Regions from separate parts of the Mus musculus genome. Here region 2 is linked to region 1. Evidence: chromatin loops called from intact Hi-C (ENCODE). Cell type or tissue: left cerebral cortex. All regions are shown on one strand.

Region 1 (8,000 bases):
CTCTTCCCTTTCTAATACAAAGGCCCTAGGGAGAGCACAGCCTTACTTCCTGACCCCTGGCCTTGTCTCTGAACTCCTCCCTGTGAAGAAAAGCAGCTTCCTACAGTGGACACAAGGTCTCCCTTGTTAAAATGCCAGAATCCAGCCTAACTGCCAACGGCCTTAGCAAAACACTGCTCTTTAGGCCTCAGTTTCCCCACTGAGCCATCTCTACCATCTCCTGTTGCAAAGCCTCGTGTCTTTCCCCATAAATGGACCCTTAGGGGTCATTCTCCAGAGGACTCACGGTCAGTGCAGTACTGGCCTTTCCAGCCAGGGTCGCACATCTTCTCCCCTCTGTCCCCGCAGGTGAAGTGGCCAAAGGCGTCATCCCGAGGTCGGCAGAACACAGAGCAACCTTCTCCGTAGTAGTGCTCGTCACACACAAACCGGTAAGAGTACCGGAGGTCTGTGCGGCCGCTACTGTGAAGGTCCTGAGACCATTCTTCTCCCACAGTGAGGTGCCTCTGTGTGGTCAGGCGGCTGATGAGTCTTTCTGGGTTTTCTGAGAGAGAAGATGCTCAGGTTGGTAATGATAACACCTAGACGCTAGGAACCGAGAGAGTGGTATGGATGCTGTCAAGCCAAGGACCCTTCTTCTCTGAACTCCAGGTGCAGAGTGAAGGTAAGAGGCCTGGGCTGAGTGGGTAAACTGTGTATCAATGGGGAGAATGCATAGTTTAGGGGCTTGGAGTCTTACCTGTTGCGAGGTCATCGGGAGAGTCTGTATGGAGGGCTTCAATGATCAGAGAGAAGGTACCCTAGGGAAAGGGGAGAAGATGCTTGATAACCGGAAGTGTGGAGGAGGAGGAAGGGGAGGAGGAGGAGTTGGGAGACTAGGAGTGGGAGGAGGAGGAGCTGGAGGAGGAGGAGAGGCATTAAAGAGAACCAAGTACAGAGGCTCTCAGATCTCTGTGTTGTGCCAATGAAGGTCAACTCCTATCACTTTCCTTAATTAGAAGAATTTTAAAGAGTGTCCCCCCCCACACACACACCGTGTGTGGGTTTGGTTTTTTAAAAACATGTTAATACAGGAAATTGTATTTTAAAAAGGGGGGAGAGTACTTGATGGAGCAAGGTGGGGTGCAGGAAGAGGAGAGGGCAGCTGTCATTTGTTTTCTGGGGGTGGAACCTCGAGGATGGAGAGCAGCCCCAGCACTGGTAGCAACCCAACCAAGGCCTAAGAGCTAGGGGACAAGAACTCTCCCAACTTTGGGGGTAGGGGAGGGAAGCATTCGACCTTTCAGGTAAGTAGGAGGTGTGTGAGAAATGCCCAGGGCTTGCAAAAGCCTCTGGGGTTCCACACCCCCTCCTCAACTGCCAGTCAGTTCCCAGTAAGAAGTCAAGACCTCAGGCGTGTCTTTGTGGGATTCCCCAACCCTTATCAGTGGCCCTTGCCTTCTTCCCACTGCCAACCACCAACCAGCCACCCCTACCCCTCCAGACCCAGCCGAGTGCGCGCAGGTGCCCACTCACTGGCCAGGTGAAGCCGAAGGGGAATCGGATGGGGTTGCTGAAGGCGGGGTCGATGCCTGCGCCATCAGGCAGGCTGAAGGAGTCGACACCCAGCACTGGCGTGACAGCACTGCCGTAGGTGCAGGGTGGCTCCGGTGACACGCTGGCCTGGTAGTGCTTGAGGCATACGCGAAAGAAGGTCCTGCAGGCGCAAGGCGGGCCAGAGCCCCCGCGGCAGCAGTTGCGGTTCCCCAGCAGCCCCTTCTTGTTGACGAACTCCTGCAGCTTCAGCTCAAATACGCCGGAGCTCCAGACCTGCGCGGGGAAGGGGCGTGAGGTCGCGCCGGCGGCGGAGGGACCCGGGGGCGCGCGGGCCCTTGCTAGGACGCAGAGGCCGAGCGCACCTCAGCGCCCATCCGGAGCTGCCCGCTGCCGGGCAGCTCTCGGGGTCGTCGCTGCCGGAGTCACTTGGGGATGGACAGCTGATCGGCTGGTCCGACTCCCCTCCCTCCACCGCGCAGCAGCCCCGCCCGGCCCCCTACCTGGCACAGCAGGGCAGAGACCACGGCAAGGGCTAGCGCGCTCCGACGGCCCATGGTACCGCTGGACGCCCTTGCTCTCCTAGAGTATCCTCTTTTCTTTCTTCTTCAAAGACCCAGGGATGCCAGGAAAGTCTATATGACCCGAGGAGTACTGGCGGAAAGGCGTCTCTCGGCTCCAGGTGTGCTATCAGGGCCAGGTCGCTTCAGGAGGGTGCGGTGCCTTCAGCTAGGTCCCCGGCAAGAGCTCTACGAGGCACTGAGAAAGGACAACTTTCGGTTTCCTCTTCGTCTGGCTTTCAGTCCACGGAGAGGTGAGTGTCTCCTGCTTTCTGGTTTTGTCTTAAGCTTCTTCGCGGAGGGAAAGAGGAGAAAGGAGATAAGACACAGAGGGAAGAGAGCCCAGATGTTCAGCTTAATTCCCAAGAGAGCTTGCAGTGGCTTCCTTCGCAGGCCTATTAGGAAGCGGCGGTCTGGAAATCCCACCGGTGAGGCGATAATCCGGGGCCCCGAGGGGCGCGGTGGGAACGGTGGTGGCAAGGACTGCGGCGCGCGCCCTGGTTTCCCGGCCCGGCGTCACTCGGCAGCCGCTGCCGCTCCCAGAGTGTTCTAGACCGGTATCTCTTGCACTATCGCCAAGCCTCGCGTCTTCCTCAAGAATTCAGCCAATGCCATGCGAGAACACACACCGAGGACCGGAGGCCGAAGCGTGGGAGGCTCCGTGCCGCACCGGTGCTCTCCCGTGACCTGCCCTGGTCAGACAGGGTAACCGCGGGTGCACGCCGGAGGATCTGGCCCGGGCTGGCGCCTGCCACCCTTAAATCCTGCCGGCCGCTCGCATAACTAATGAGATGCAAATGAGCAGCCCCCCAATCTGGCGAGAGCTGTCACAAAGGAGCCACTTTTCCAAACCCTCCTCTCAATGGATCGCCAAATGGTCAGTGAGCTGTAAAATGTGCAACCCTCCTCCCCGCCCCCCACCTCCCCGCCCCCTAGTCCTCTCTGCCTCCGCCCTCGCCCCTTCGCCTCCCTCCCCCAGCGCAAAACCCGCTCATTTACATTCCTGCAAAACGTTCCCGGAGACGAACCGCTCTGCTCCCGGAGCTGGAGCTGAGGCCGCGTCGCCCACCGCCCCACCGCCACAGGCCCGAAGACCCTAGGCACGCTGGGCGGCCTGAGCCTCCCACTCGCGGTCACCGCTAGACTCGCTCGCAGGACGCGGCCTCCGGACCTTGGCGTTTCCAACACTAGCCGCCTAGGCTCTCCTCGTTTGTTCAGTCCTAGGGACTGAGGAACCGGGGAGAGGTTAGAGGCCCGCGTCCCTGCTGCTGCCCCTCCTCCCTGGCAGCCTCTTTCTAAGGAGGAGTCTCCCGGAGGGGGCGGGGGCGGGGTGCCCGGTAGGAAAGGGACCCTTGAAGAGGTGGGCAAAGGGTGGCAAGAGCACCCCGGCAGTTTGGGAAGTTTGGGGAGGTTAGGCACGCTTATACCTCTGGTGAAGCCTGGCGATTGAGCCTCGGAGAGTGCCGATGGGCTAGCGATCCGGGCCGGACACCCCCAGACACCGCAGTGTCCCGGAGCGCTGCTGTCTCCGTGTTGTCCACGATCACTGGAAATGGGGAATTGGGGTCCGGATAGTGTATTCCCTGAGCCAGCAGAGCCAAAAGCTAAGCTTACCCCTTTCCCGGTGTACACACCCTCTCCCGGGAGATTTTCAACCAACACCACCTTCACTGGTGTCCGGTCCCACTCTCCTGGGTATTCCCCTCAGGCCTCCCTCTGCTTGGTAAAAAGTGAGTTTGGTGTGTGTCGTTCGCGTGGCTGTCATTAAGGCAGTCTGTTATTGTGCGAGGCTGAATCAGTGGCTCTTTGTGCGCTCAGCTGTATGGTAATGCAGACAGCACCTGCTCTCTGCACAATGCGGAGAGAAAGAGCTCCCCTCCGCGCACGCCGCGGCCTCTGCGACAATGTCCGGCACATGTTTGAAAGACTCCCCCCACCTCACCCCCCAACACATAACCTTTACACAACCGTCACCTTATTAGGTTTTTACACATCCATCAGACACTAGAACTTTTGTTTTCTTTTTTTTCTTTTTTTTTTTTTAAGGGAAATGAGTTTATTGGGAGGGCCCAGGACACACGTATCACAATGAATTACCTAAACGGCTCCCCTGGTTACAAGCTCCAGAGAAAAGTAAATGGAGATATAGTCTCTGACTTAGCACCTAGCTTTGTGTTGAGCATGCCATGAGCTGTATATTCCCATCTTTAGAGGGGCCTCTTTACTCCACCCCCACCACCTAGGCAGCTTCATTAGAATCCCGAGGTGTGATTCTTGGAGCTAGTGTTCCTTTGATTGTAGCACAGCCCCTAGGGTGTACCTGACAGGTGTCCTCACTGTAGGTGTTGCTGTCCTGTTGGTGAGAATGAGCCCTGTCCTGGCAGAGTAGCTTGATCATTTAGGCCAGTATCTGGAGCAAGATGTATATAATGCACAGAAAGAGAGGAAAACCTTCGCATGCCCAGAGAAACACTGCTAACAAGAATCTAGCAGTTACTGGGCAGAATCATCTGTGTTGGGCCATCTGGCAACTGAAATTACAGCTCCTTTTCTGATGACCCAGCCTGCCTACTGCTACCCTGTCTCCCAAACACTTTCAAAGTTTCAGAATCAACAGGAATTTCTGCACTTCACGTCGTCATCGCCAACTCACAGACAATCAAAGAGTTAACCAAAAAGCCATGTGTATAATACTCAAGGCTGAGGTGAGAAAGGCAGGGTTAGATCCCACTTTTTAAAAAACCTGTTTATTATAGAACAAATGGAGGCTTCAAAAGATACTGACACCCCTAAGGCACACCCCCATGGCCGTGGCAAAAACAGTCCCTGTCCTTTGTAAACTGTGTAGGGATTTGCTACATCACCACAAGGCTGGGCTAGCTTGAATCCTAACTTAATCTTGCCACCTAGTGTTAGGATTCCTTTTTCACTAGCTAATGTTTCCTGGGAAAGTTACTTTCTGAGAACTCTGTTTCTCAGAGCTCTGAAGCTGCTCTCTGTTGGGACTTGGGAGTGGGACTCAGGTGACAGGGGGTTCCTACAGCAGAGGGGATTCAAAGAAGAAAAGAAACAAGGTCAGATGCAGACTCCTCTGTGCCTTCGAGATTACAAGAAGAAATGAAATATCAGGAACCTTTTAATTAGAAGATGGAAGTGGAAACCAGGCTTGTTTGAATGCCTGTTTAGAAAACTGGAAATGAAAAGTTTCACGCGCAAGGGCTTAGACCCTGAGAGGGGTGGACTTGTCCCAAATCTTGAACAAACCCCCCTTAGTATTAAGTATTTGTTAAATTGACATGGCACAGATTTCTCGATTACAGTGGCAAAGCAGTTCTGAAAGGCATCGTAAAATCCATCAGAATCCTGCCCAACGCATTCATTCTTTTCCAACTTAATTTATGCCACACCATTCTGTATTGGGGAAATCAAGCAGAAAGCTCTTTTTTTCCTCCCTCCTACTCCTTCTGCTCTTCTTCTTCCTCCTCCTCATCCTCCTGTTTCCCCATTCTCAATCGTCCACCCCTAAGTTGGTTCCTATTCCCTTCTCTTTCAAACACAGAGCTAACGGGGAGACTGTTTAACTTCAGTGATTCTATAGGAGCCTGTTGTAGTTTAACTCCTGCGTACCAGTAGCTGAGAGGAACAAAGGACAGACTCGAGGTCCAGCTATTCATCCTTTCTTTGCACTTTAATTTTCATTGATTGGGAAGACAAGGGGAGCCCTTAGGGATTCGAGCCGGGAGGGGGATGACACGCCTTTAGACGCCATCAGCCCCCTAGCCAGCCATCTGCTCCGAACCAAATGGCGTTTTTTCACTCCCTAACTGCATGTCTCTATACTCCCACAGCTAAGCACTCAGAACCCCCCAAATGCAGGAGGGAGCTTAAGCCAGAGTATGTTAAATAGATTTGCCTGAATGTTGGCCTAGCCAACAGATTTCCCCTCCCCACACACCATAAATCCTCACCTTCACCATTAGAAGAAAGAAGGAAACTTTCTTTTAAATGCTTTTTGATGTTTCAGCAAATTTACTGTACAAAGTGTGGCTCATTAGAGCTGAGGAGACACCGAATACATCAGATACAGGACTAGAAGGAAGTATTTGTTGTCTGGTGGTAGTGTTGATTTTTTTCCACATGCCCCCCCCCCCCAGCCCCAATCTGAATAATTGCAATGGGTGGATAGGGCAGACTCAGGTTGCATAATAATCAGAATTAAAGCCACAACAAGTGCATCTGGAGTTCTGTCTGTTATTGATCCTGATTGTTTTCTGTATTTTACTGGTCCATGTGGTAATAAAAACTCCCAGGCACAATTTTATTGAATTAGTCGTGCCCATCCTCAGCACAGGTCACCTAGTCCTGACCCAATTCCTTCATGCACACACCTAAAAGGCTCACTTCTCAAGATACAGAGTTAACCGTGGCTGCAGACAGGGCAGTATCCATGCATAACTCCCAAACAGTTTTCAGACTAGGCCAAGCACAGGTTCAGTTTTCTGTGTAAACAAATCTGGAGACTTGAGCGGGATTTGTGTTTTCTCAGACCCACTGAACACTGTATACACAACAGAGGGTTCTCTCAGTCCTAAGAATTAGGATCCTTGTTCGGAACAACAAAACTGAAACTTCCAAGCAGCAAATCTGGTGTTGATCAAACATGCCAGCTTGCTTGAGGGGAGGAGGAAGAGGAGGAGGAGGAGGAGGAGGAGGAGGAGGAGGAGGAGCCTGTGTATTAATTAGTTCTAGTATCACATCTTGCCCAACAGCCCTTCTGTCCATTTTCCGCAGCCAGTTTTAGAATCAAAAGCAGTTAAAATATTAGGGGGAAAAAGTCCTTGCGTTGACGTGGAAAGGAAGCCTGTACCTGTGGCCCACCTGTCTGGTGTGATCAACCAAGTCCGCAGCACAACTCCCCTTTTAAATTCTCTCTGTGGTGCCAGGGCTGGCCTGGAGCTCAAGATACCCCTGCCTCAACCTCCTGAATTTTAGGATTACAAGCATGCCAACCATAATCCTGGCGCACACACTTTAATGTTTGTACAGACATGTGCACACTTGAATGCAATCAGCATTTGGCTTCCAATTAGACTAGAGACTTCGAGCCTCAGATTCACACCCACCAGGTGGAACCGGTAGGCCTAGCCTCCTCTGCGTTCTGTGGGCAGTACACTCAAAAGGAGTAATGAACCCAAAAGACTCCGGCATGGCGCCCCGTGAACTTCAGAGTGGATCGGGGTCCGAACTCCGTCATGCCGTAGGATCACAGCCCTTTCTTCTTTGATGGAACCGGCTGCCGCCTCCTTCTACCCACCTAGTTGGTGATTTTCCTTTGGGTAGCTAGATAGGAACTCAGAGCCATTGTATGCGCTCCGAGGACACCTCACCCTGGGGTGCGTGGGTCTTGGGAAGCCGGCTGCAGAAAGTTGCAAAGGCATGTGCTGATTTACATGAGAAAAGGGGAGGCGCGTGGCTCAGCTGGCGGCTGCCGCGCAGATGACAGATCGCCCCACCCGAGGCCCCTCCCCCTATGCCTCTCCTTCCTCGGAATCGTGGGTTGTCTGCTCCGGGCTGTCCTGCGCTGATTTCCATAACAAAGCGCGTGTTTACCTGCGGCTGCAGCCCGGGCGGGCGGGCCTTTGTCCCAGGATCAGATTATCCTAGCAGCTGCTCGTGGCCAGCCGAAGAGAGTCACGCGTGCACCTCGCTCGGAACTTTCCGCGGCCTTTGGTCTGGAATGGGTAGCAATGGGGTGAGGGGTTTGTGGGAAGAAGGCTCTAACAGGGGAGGGGTTGCGTTTAGTTTGCTCATACGTTTCTGACTCTCAACTAGAGTTAGCGCCCCTGGGGGCTTCTGGACGGTGGCGGTGCTAGAGAGGTGGCCATCGCTGGGCCTGTGGATGTGGGT
Region 2 (8,000 bases), 310 kb before region 1:
GTGTGTGTGTGTGTATGTGTGTGTTTTAGACTAGCCCAGACTCACTGTGTAGACCAGGCTGGCCTTGAACTCACAGAAGTCAGCCTGCCTCTGCTTTCTAAGTGCTAGTATTAAAAGCAGTAGTTTTAGATTGATCTAGGGGAGGAGGCTGTGAGGTGGGGAATTGTGAAAGTCAAAGGACAGCTCCACCCACTCCTTCCACCTTTCTACGAGCTCCAGGGATTGAACCCAGGTCACCAGGCTTGTTTGACGAGGGCTGCGCCTGATGAACCATCTCACCTGCTCTGTAGTTTTCATTGTCAACTTGACGGACCTGGAGTCTCAAGTTTCATTTGAGAAATTTTCTGAACAGGTTGGCCTGTGGGCATGTCTGTCAGAATTGTCTTGATTGTTAATTGATGTGAGAGAGCCTAGCCTATGTGGGTGGCACCATTCCCTGGTTTGACCATGGACTATGTAAGAGGAGAGAGAAGGCTAGCTGAGTATCCAGCAAGCAGGTAGCATAACTGCATTTGTTTGTCTCTACTGTTGACTTTGGATGGAGTATGACGAGCTATCTCAGTCTTCTACCACTGTGACTTCCATGCATTGATGGACTGTCATCTGGAATTCTAAGCCAAATAAGTCCTTTTCTTGCCCTTTGTTGCTTTTTGTCAGGTTATTTTATCACAGCAACAGAAAGGAAAGTAGGGCCCAGATGGACGAATAGAACCTTGGCAAGTGTGTGCAAGGCTGGTGATTACATTGGGGTACTTAGCCTTAGCACCACTGGTGACTACATTGGGGTACCCAGCCTTAGCACCAGTGGCAACTATGTTAGGGTACTCAGCCTTAGCACCAGTGGCAAGTACGTTAGGGTACTCAGCCTTAGCACCAGTGGCAAGTACGTTAGGGTACTCAGCCTTAGCACTAGTGGCAAGTACGTTAGGGTACTCAGCCTTAGCACCAGTGGTGCTTGCTTTGTAGCTTCTCTGTCTGTGTCTTGTGTGACAGTCACCCATGACACCTGGCTACATCCTAGTAGCAGCCTCCTAGAGTCCCTGAGGAGTAGACCTGTCCCAGAGGAAAGCCGCTCCCCAGACAGAGGCTCCTCGGGCTCCGCTGTGCCATTCCTGTAGCATAGCTTCATGAGAAGTGCAAACAGGAAAGTCTACAGTCCTCAGAAGACTGAGGATAAACTTGGACGTGTAGAAACGAAGTGTATCATAATCAGGTGGAACTTGCTGCCATCTTAGGGAATAACTTTAAGAAAACTGGTTTTAGCAGTGGCAAGTGTTTCATAGTAATGGTGGTTCTCTTCAGAGAGCCAGGTCAACACAAAGGGAAGAAAGGCAAGGGATGCAGCATCAGTAGCAGAGGGACTTGTGGGTGGGACTTCTCTCACCATGTGTCTAGCCTCTGTCAGTCTGAGCCACATGGCCCTGCAGTCTTCCAACTGCATTCTATCACTTAGAAACACCATGTCAAGATCTGAGTGGGAAAAGACTCTCATGTCTTCTAAGACCCAGCACAGCTTGGAGAGCACCGGTCCCAGCGTTACGATCTTTCTCTATCAGTTTCTCTTATTTTCATTTTGCATGTATTTCTTCTTCTTGAATGCAAACACAGTTGAGTAATTGTTAGGGATGTCTCCAAGAGAAGACAAGACATGCACGCTGCTACATTCTACAACAGGACAGACAAACTGCCATTCCTCACTGTCTCTTTAACAGATTCTTAAAATTGGTCCTACAGTACACTGAGAACCTAGTGGCCTACACCAGCCGAGAGAAGAACAAGTGGAGTGAAGCCACCACTCTTACACACGCAGTTTTGTTGAGGATTTGGACTTTCAGTGAGAAGAAACAAATGTTAATACATTTAGCCAAAAAAACCACAAATAAAGTTGACATAAGCTGACAAAGAAATCACGAATCAAGGTATTTTTGGTCGTGACACTGAGCTATAGAGGAGACCTTGGTGGTACTTGGTGGCAGCTGCACATCCTGTCTGTCCCATTGCATTTTACCGTCACCCCAGCACACAGCCAACCTCTGGAAGAACGTAAAAATACAAAGTTGCGGTTCATCACTTGGGATTTAATTGTTCCCTCAGATTTAACACCTTATCTTTTAAAGGAACAATATCTACATGGTGCCATGTCTTCAATGAGTCACATAAAGGATACATGGTCCACAGACATGCTCTGCATCACTTCTAGGTCATCTGGCTCTCATGCATAATGACCTGTCCTTGTGTGTCACATCAGCAACACAAGGTCCTGTATCCTGGACCATTTCATCATATTGCATCATTTCAAGGGAGTGGAACCCACCTCTGAATCTGCTTTGTTAATTAAATGATTTTTAAAAATGTTTACCATGAACTCTATGTTGCCTTTCATTTTTCCTAAAAAAACGATATCACTTATGTATAGTGGTACATGCCTGTAATCCTAGTGCCTGAGAGTCAGAGACAGGAGGATCAAAAGATTGTGACCAGCCTAGTAGATGTAAGGAGACCACCTCCAGCCCCTCCACCTTAAAAAACAAGATAAAATAAAAGTTTGTGTGTGTTAAGAAATGCATACCACAGTAGTATGTTAGTGAGGCCAGGTGATAGACGTTTAGAGACTTGCTTTCTCCTGCATGACATTAGAAGAGAAAGTGATTGCATGATACAGGTACAAATTCAAGATTCTGAACAACTGTTGATTGAAGGTGCTATCTGTATGGCCAAGGCAACTGCCAAGTGTACTTGCAAACAAAGCTCACCCTGCCCTGAAGTACATGTAGTGCTGCTCATGGCTGGCTGCTCTGCAAAAGAAATAGCAAACAGAAGACCCAAGAGAAGCACATACAGAGGTTCTAAAAGATAATAAAAAAAAAGAAAAAACAAAAATGAATGACTTTTTCAACATGTAGTCCTAGGCACTGTCTCTCTGTTCCAGGAGGACAAGCCTGTTTGGGTAGACACCACTCTGGAACTCTCTAGGTTGTCCAGCAGAAAGTGGAAGAGATGAGCTGTAATTCTAGGTTGGGGTTCTGAGAGCAGAAAGAACCAGAGCTGGGGGCCATGCTGTGGAGACTGATGGGAAATCTCAGGAAGGTGACATCCCACAAAGGCGTGCTGAGTCGAGCAGGCTTTGCCCTGTCTGAGGCCTGGTTCAATCCTGGATCAAGAGATTCCTCAACTCCTGTGAGTGGATCTCTGCCAGTGGCCTCTAGAAAATATCATTTCAGGAGTCACCCTAGAAAAGGAAACAGAAGTGCAGAGGTCAGCCGGAAGGTTGGCATTGCAGACCCAATGCTGGAGAAGTGAGCACGCGCAGAGGAAGATACTGGTTCCATATTTTACCAGGCTTGTGGGCGAGCTCTATAACCTTGAGGGCTTGTCTTCATCTGTGCAGTGTTGAGGCTGACATCGCCACTGCATACCTCATCTGACTGACAGGAAGGAAAAAAAAAAGTGATGCAGCAGATGCTCTGCTCTGTGCCTACTGTATCAACCAATGCTGGCTCTTCTTCTTTTCTTCCTCATAGATGATTTGGATTCTCTCTGTCACACTGGGCTGTGTGATGCGTGTGTTGCTATGTGCGTGTCTTCACTGTATGTGACTAACATTCCAGCCGTTCACAGCCTTACATGAATTAACCATTGGGAAAACAGTGGTCTCCCTCAAGTCCTCACCTGAAGCCCCAGCTGAGAGTAGCTTTCGTTTCTTTAACCTATGGATCCGAACCTGGCACAGGTAGCACTCTTGTCAACCGACCTGGAGTTTGCCAAAGCTATGTATCCCAACAGGATCGTCAGTGGAAGCTTGCAGTCTCACTGTGGGCTGTGCTGCTAACGGGGCCTCTGTCTAGCTTAGCTCCTTGAGGGGTGAACCCCGTGATAAGGGGAAGTCACCCTGGAACACATTGATGCTGGATTCCCTTAGAGAACTTCCTAGGTCCTTTCCTGATTGTGTTTTCTCTAGTCAGACACAGGGTGGCGCTCTTCATTAAGTAATCTGCCAGCTGTGTGGGAAGACGTCTCCTGCCAACTCCTGTGACTCCAGGAAAAGGAATTCTTTCCTTTTTCATCTGGCCACAGAGAGGTAGGTCCAAGGTGACAAGAGTGGGAAGTGACCACTGGCGCCTGGCCACTGGGGCTGTGGAGCATTGCGTTCACCTGAAGGCTCGGCCTTCCGTTCATTTAATTCTGTATTGATGAAAGGCATGAACAATCACAGTCTAAAAATCTTGTCCATCTTCATGAGGGAAGATTGGGGTTGTATTGTGTGAATTAATCTCTTGGGGGAAGACATCATCGTGGCCAGTGGTGGTGACAGGAGAATGAGGGAGGGACCAAGGTCACCATTAACCAACCACCAATCACCATACTGCTGATGGGGGAGGGGAACCCTTTGTCTAAAGGGACTGGACTGAGCTTTGCAGAGAAGGAGGGGCGCAGGCTTGCAGTGGAGACTGGCTTCTAACCACCCACTCTCCCCAGCTGCAGGCTGAATTCACACCTTGACACCACAGCCAGTCTGCCAACACTGCTGCCAAAGCATGGCGCCCGCCCGTGTGGGATTGGCTTTTAGGGACTAACAAAGAAAATTCCTTACATCGGATAAAAGGGAGTGTCTGTGGTTTGTTTTATAGCCCTACTAAAACATTTTAATGAAACTAAATCACTGTGGTACCGCCAGAGTTTGGGCTTTAGAGGGCCTGGAACCAGTTTTCCTATGGGCTGTGTCTGAATTGTAGAGTGTCCATGTGAATTGACTGGGGCCAATTAAGATAAGTCTTTGATTGCATCAGAAGTTCTCCAAATGGATGGATACAGGATGTCCCCTTGACACATAATTAATTAATTGAAAATGAAATATGCTCAGTTCAAAAAAGCTACCCATAAAGTGAAGTCCTGTGCCAGCCAATGATTAGAGTTTGGGGATCCTTATAAGCATAGACTTGCCATTATAAATATTAAATGCTACCTTTACAGAAAGCTTACATAGTTTCAAAGCCTTTTGCTCAGGACTTTGAATACCCCCCAAGACAATGTTATTAATTCCATTTAGGAGGACGGTAGAAAACTTAGTTGAGAAAACCTGGAACTCACTCCCCTGTGAAGGAGGCAGGGATGGCTGGTCCTCAGCTGCTTAGTGGTCACTCTCACTGACAGTTCCTCTGAGTCCCAGAAATGCAATCTGTAATCTCAAAACCTTTCCAGCAGCTTGGCAGGGAGACAGAAATAGCCCAGCAAAATGCAAGATCAGCAAGAAAGCACTACAGTCCACAGACTGGGAGTGGAGGGCTGTGATGCTAAGGCCAGTCCTTAGGTTATGAGGTCCAGGAAATCCCAGTCAGAGCAGAGGGTAGGGGCTGCAGGTGATGCAGGGATAGTGGGCACAGGGGCCTCCAATCTCTCTGTTTCACTCTTAATTAACAAGCTTAGGACCTCCCTCATGTCTCAGCATGTAAAATTCTCATAGTATTGAATTTATTTAGATATAAGCCTTTTCCCACAAGCTGTGGCTCCTCACTTCCCACTTAAGACATTATTTTCCATGGTCCCATGCTAACCCATCCTCAGGAGCCTCTATGTTAGTTGCCAGTCTTGTTGGAGTCAAAATCCTGACTATCCATCTGGACCTGGGCAGTTCACACTTTTGGCTCTGTTTTTGTTATTTGCTTGCTTGCTTATTTTTCCTGTATTACCTTAAATGGTAGAAAAGCTAATAGTTTTGTTTTCTTCTTTAGTTGGACCCATCTTGTCCATGTCCTGGATGAGGTTTGGACCTAAGTTAGTGGCTGAGGGGTCTGCTAAATCAATGGAAACATTGCATTGTGTTTATATATTGATCTTCAGCTGCCGTGAGCTGTGTTAGTCAGTGGTGGGAACAGGAGGTGTGAAGCCACACCTTAGGGGTCCTCCACGAGGTGTGATACTCACAGGCTGACAAATGGTGGGAATATTGCTTCCCTTAAGTTCTGGTCATGTCCAGATGGTGCTAAATATCCGGTGCAACACCTCACATCCCTCCACCCCCTTTAAGCTCTGCTGTGCTAAGTCCCGTGCCTGAAGTCCCCAGTGCTTTCAAGTCCTGTGCCTGAATATCCTTGTGTTTTTCCAAGTGAAGTATCTCTAAGACCCAGGACCTGAGATTTCAAAACCATTCAGGAATCTGTTCTTATCATGCTTGTGATATTCTATGTGTCACCCTGAATCAGCCAGTCTACCCCAGTCCTGTGCCATCACACCCAACTTCATGAGTTTTTTATTTTTGGCAAAGGACCCCTTTAAGAGCTGCCAGGAAGAACAGCGTTCATGGCTACCCACAGGCCCAGGGCCGTGCTCCAATGCCAGAACTGTGCAGGCCAGACTTGCTGAGTCTGCAGTTACGGCGTCTGTGCTTTTATCTCTTTTTCCACTGCTTCCCCTTCTCCGTTTTGGAACCTACGGGATAATATGCTCTGGTCCCTTAAGGATGTAGAGGAAGGAACCATTTCCATATCCACTTGACTCAAGTTACCACAGTCAGCTGCTGGCTGAGCAAACTGACCTCAGATGAGTCACAATCTAGCTCACACAAGGTCAAAGTTCAGCCAGACTCTGAAAGTCCATTTGAGAGGTTGATGTCTGTGCTCAAGATGCCAGTGTAAGAAGGGTGGGGGACGGTGCTTGGTTCCAGCAATTCCCAGGACTTAACTCCATTCAGGAGACCACAGTGAGACCATGAGGGCCCAGCCGGGATGGGTGGCCAAGGGACAAGGCAAGAGCTGATAGGGATCAGGCAAGGTGCAGGGCTACTAAATGGGGCCCTGAAAGGCTGCTAGGCTTCCAAAGCCAGGGTGCTTCAAGCCTAAAGGGGTGTGTGTGAAATCTGGCCTCTGAGTAAAGCTGTAGGATGATAAACTAAGTCACAGAGGCCACAGGAGGGACCCAGGCAAGTGCCATTGTGACTGGAATGACAGGAGCAGAGTTACCTGTGAGCTACCTCTGTGATCCACTCATGTCACCACCACCACCCCAACCCCCCCCCCCCCATTGCATGTTACCTAGACGTGTTACCAAAATTGATCTCCCAGTCACCAGAGAAGTGAAGGACAGGGGGACAAGTAAGGGTATCAGGCTGTGGTCCAACAGGGTGTAACCTACACACTGGGGCTGTGTCAACATAAGGACACAGGTCACATCAAGGGACACTATTAGGTCACCAGGTCAGCACAGAAACCCAGTCTTCCACTCGGCATTATTGCAAGTTTCCATAATCCAAGTTTGATTCCTCCACACTCATCTTTTCCTGTCTGGCTCCTTGCTGGTTCCAGGAAAACTGTGGGCAGGTTGCAAATGTCTGAGTTGAAACAGCTCTTCCAGGGGGAGGATGCAACAGAGACTGACAGTAGGGCAAAGATATCTGCTTTGCCATCCTGCAAAAAGCTGCAGATTCCACCTGCCCTGACTAGGCTGGCTTCCAGAGCAAGCAGGCTGATCTCAGCCACAGTATTTCCACATGCCTGACACCCTGCAAACCATGGAATGATGCCTGAGTACACCAAGCAAAGGCAGCATCCGGAAGCTCCTGACTTCCTGGTGTCCTGGGGACTGTTGGTAAGGAAGCCAGCTGAGGAGCTGCTGCAGGAAGCAGCTCAAATCAGGGATCGTAGCAATTGCTTAGGAAGTGGCTTTCATCATCATGAGTCGCAAAGTAGAGACAGTAAGGAGGAAATGGAAAGTCGTTTGGTAGGGAAAATCACTCCATAGTGTTTGAAGGTCACTCCTGTAAATGCTATATGAAATTGAAGTTATTGTTCATAGCACCTCAATGAGTGGGCCATAAAGTCAAAGAGAGTTGAGTTTGTCTTCCCGGAAAATAATATTTGTTAATGAGGCTGCAAGTTTGACAGAAAGTGTTCAAAGTTTAAACTATAATTTTATACTCCAGAATTTAAATATTAAGTCTATATTGTTAAATGAGATGTAATTTACATAGATGAGAAATCAAGAACACCAGAGCATGTAATATACAG

Evidence for each region. Hi-C counts contacts between places; a loop is a spot of excess contacts. Peaks named below come from ENCODE experiments on the same cell type or tissue, not always from the same donor. Only the 100,000 strongest peaks of a DNase experiment are listed, where the experiment ranks them.
Region 2: it touches region 1 in a loop (6-fold over the local background); 23 of 42 quality-filtered maps call a loop at or near these places.

Annotation. Positions count from the first base shown.
Region 1 is chr17:15,373,151-15,381,150 of GRCm38, forward strand. It overlaps Dll1 (delta like canonical Notch ligand 1), which reads right to left and starts at 2,673. Exons shown (of 11, transcript NM_007865.3): 1 at 2,037-2,673; 2 at 1,516-1,809; 3 at 740-800; 4 at 287-544. The coding sequence starts at 2,090. In left cerebral cortex, a CTCF peak has its summit at 4,998 (motif pointing left); DNase peaks (open chromatin) are centred at 1,591, 2,694, 2,832, 3,873 and 2 more places; H3K4me3 peaks cover 3,669 bases; H3K27ac peaks cover 1,808 bases.
Region 2 is chr17:15,061,868-15,069,867 of GRCm38, forward strand. It overlaps Ermard (ER membrane associated RNA degradation), which reads left to right. Exons shown (of 18, transcript NM_001039552.3): 18 at 1,735-2,365. The coding sequence ends at 1,750. Among named protein-coding and RNA genes, the nearest start is that of Gm35343, 9.7 kb to the left of the region's middle. In left cerebral cortex, a CTCF peak has its summit at 3,966 (motif pointing right); DNase peaks (open chromatin) are centred at 4,008, 4,427 and 7,390; H3K4me3 peaks cover 222 bases.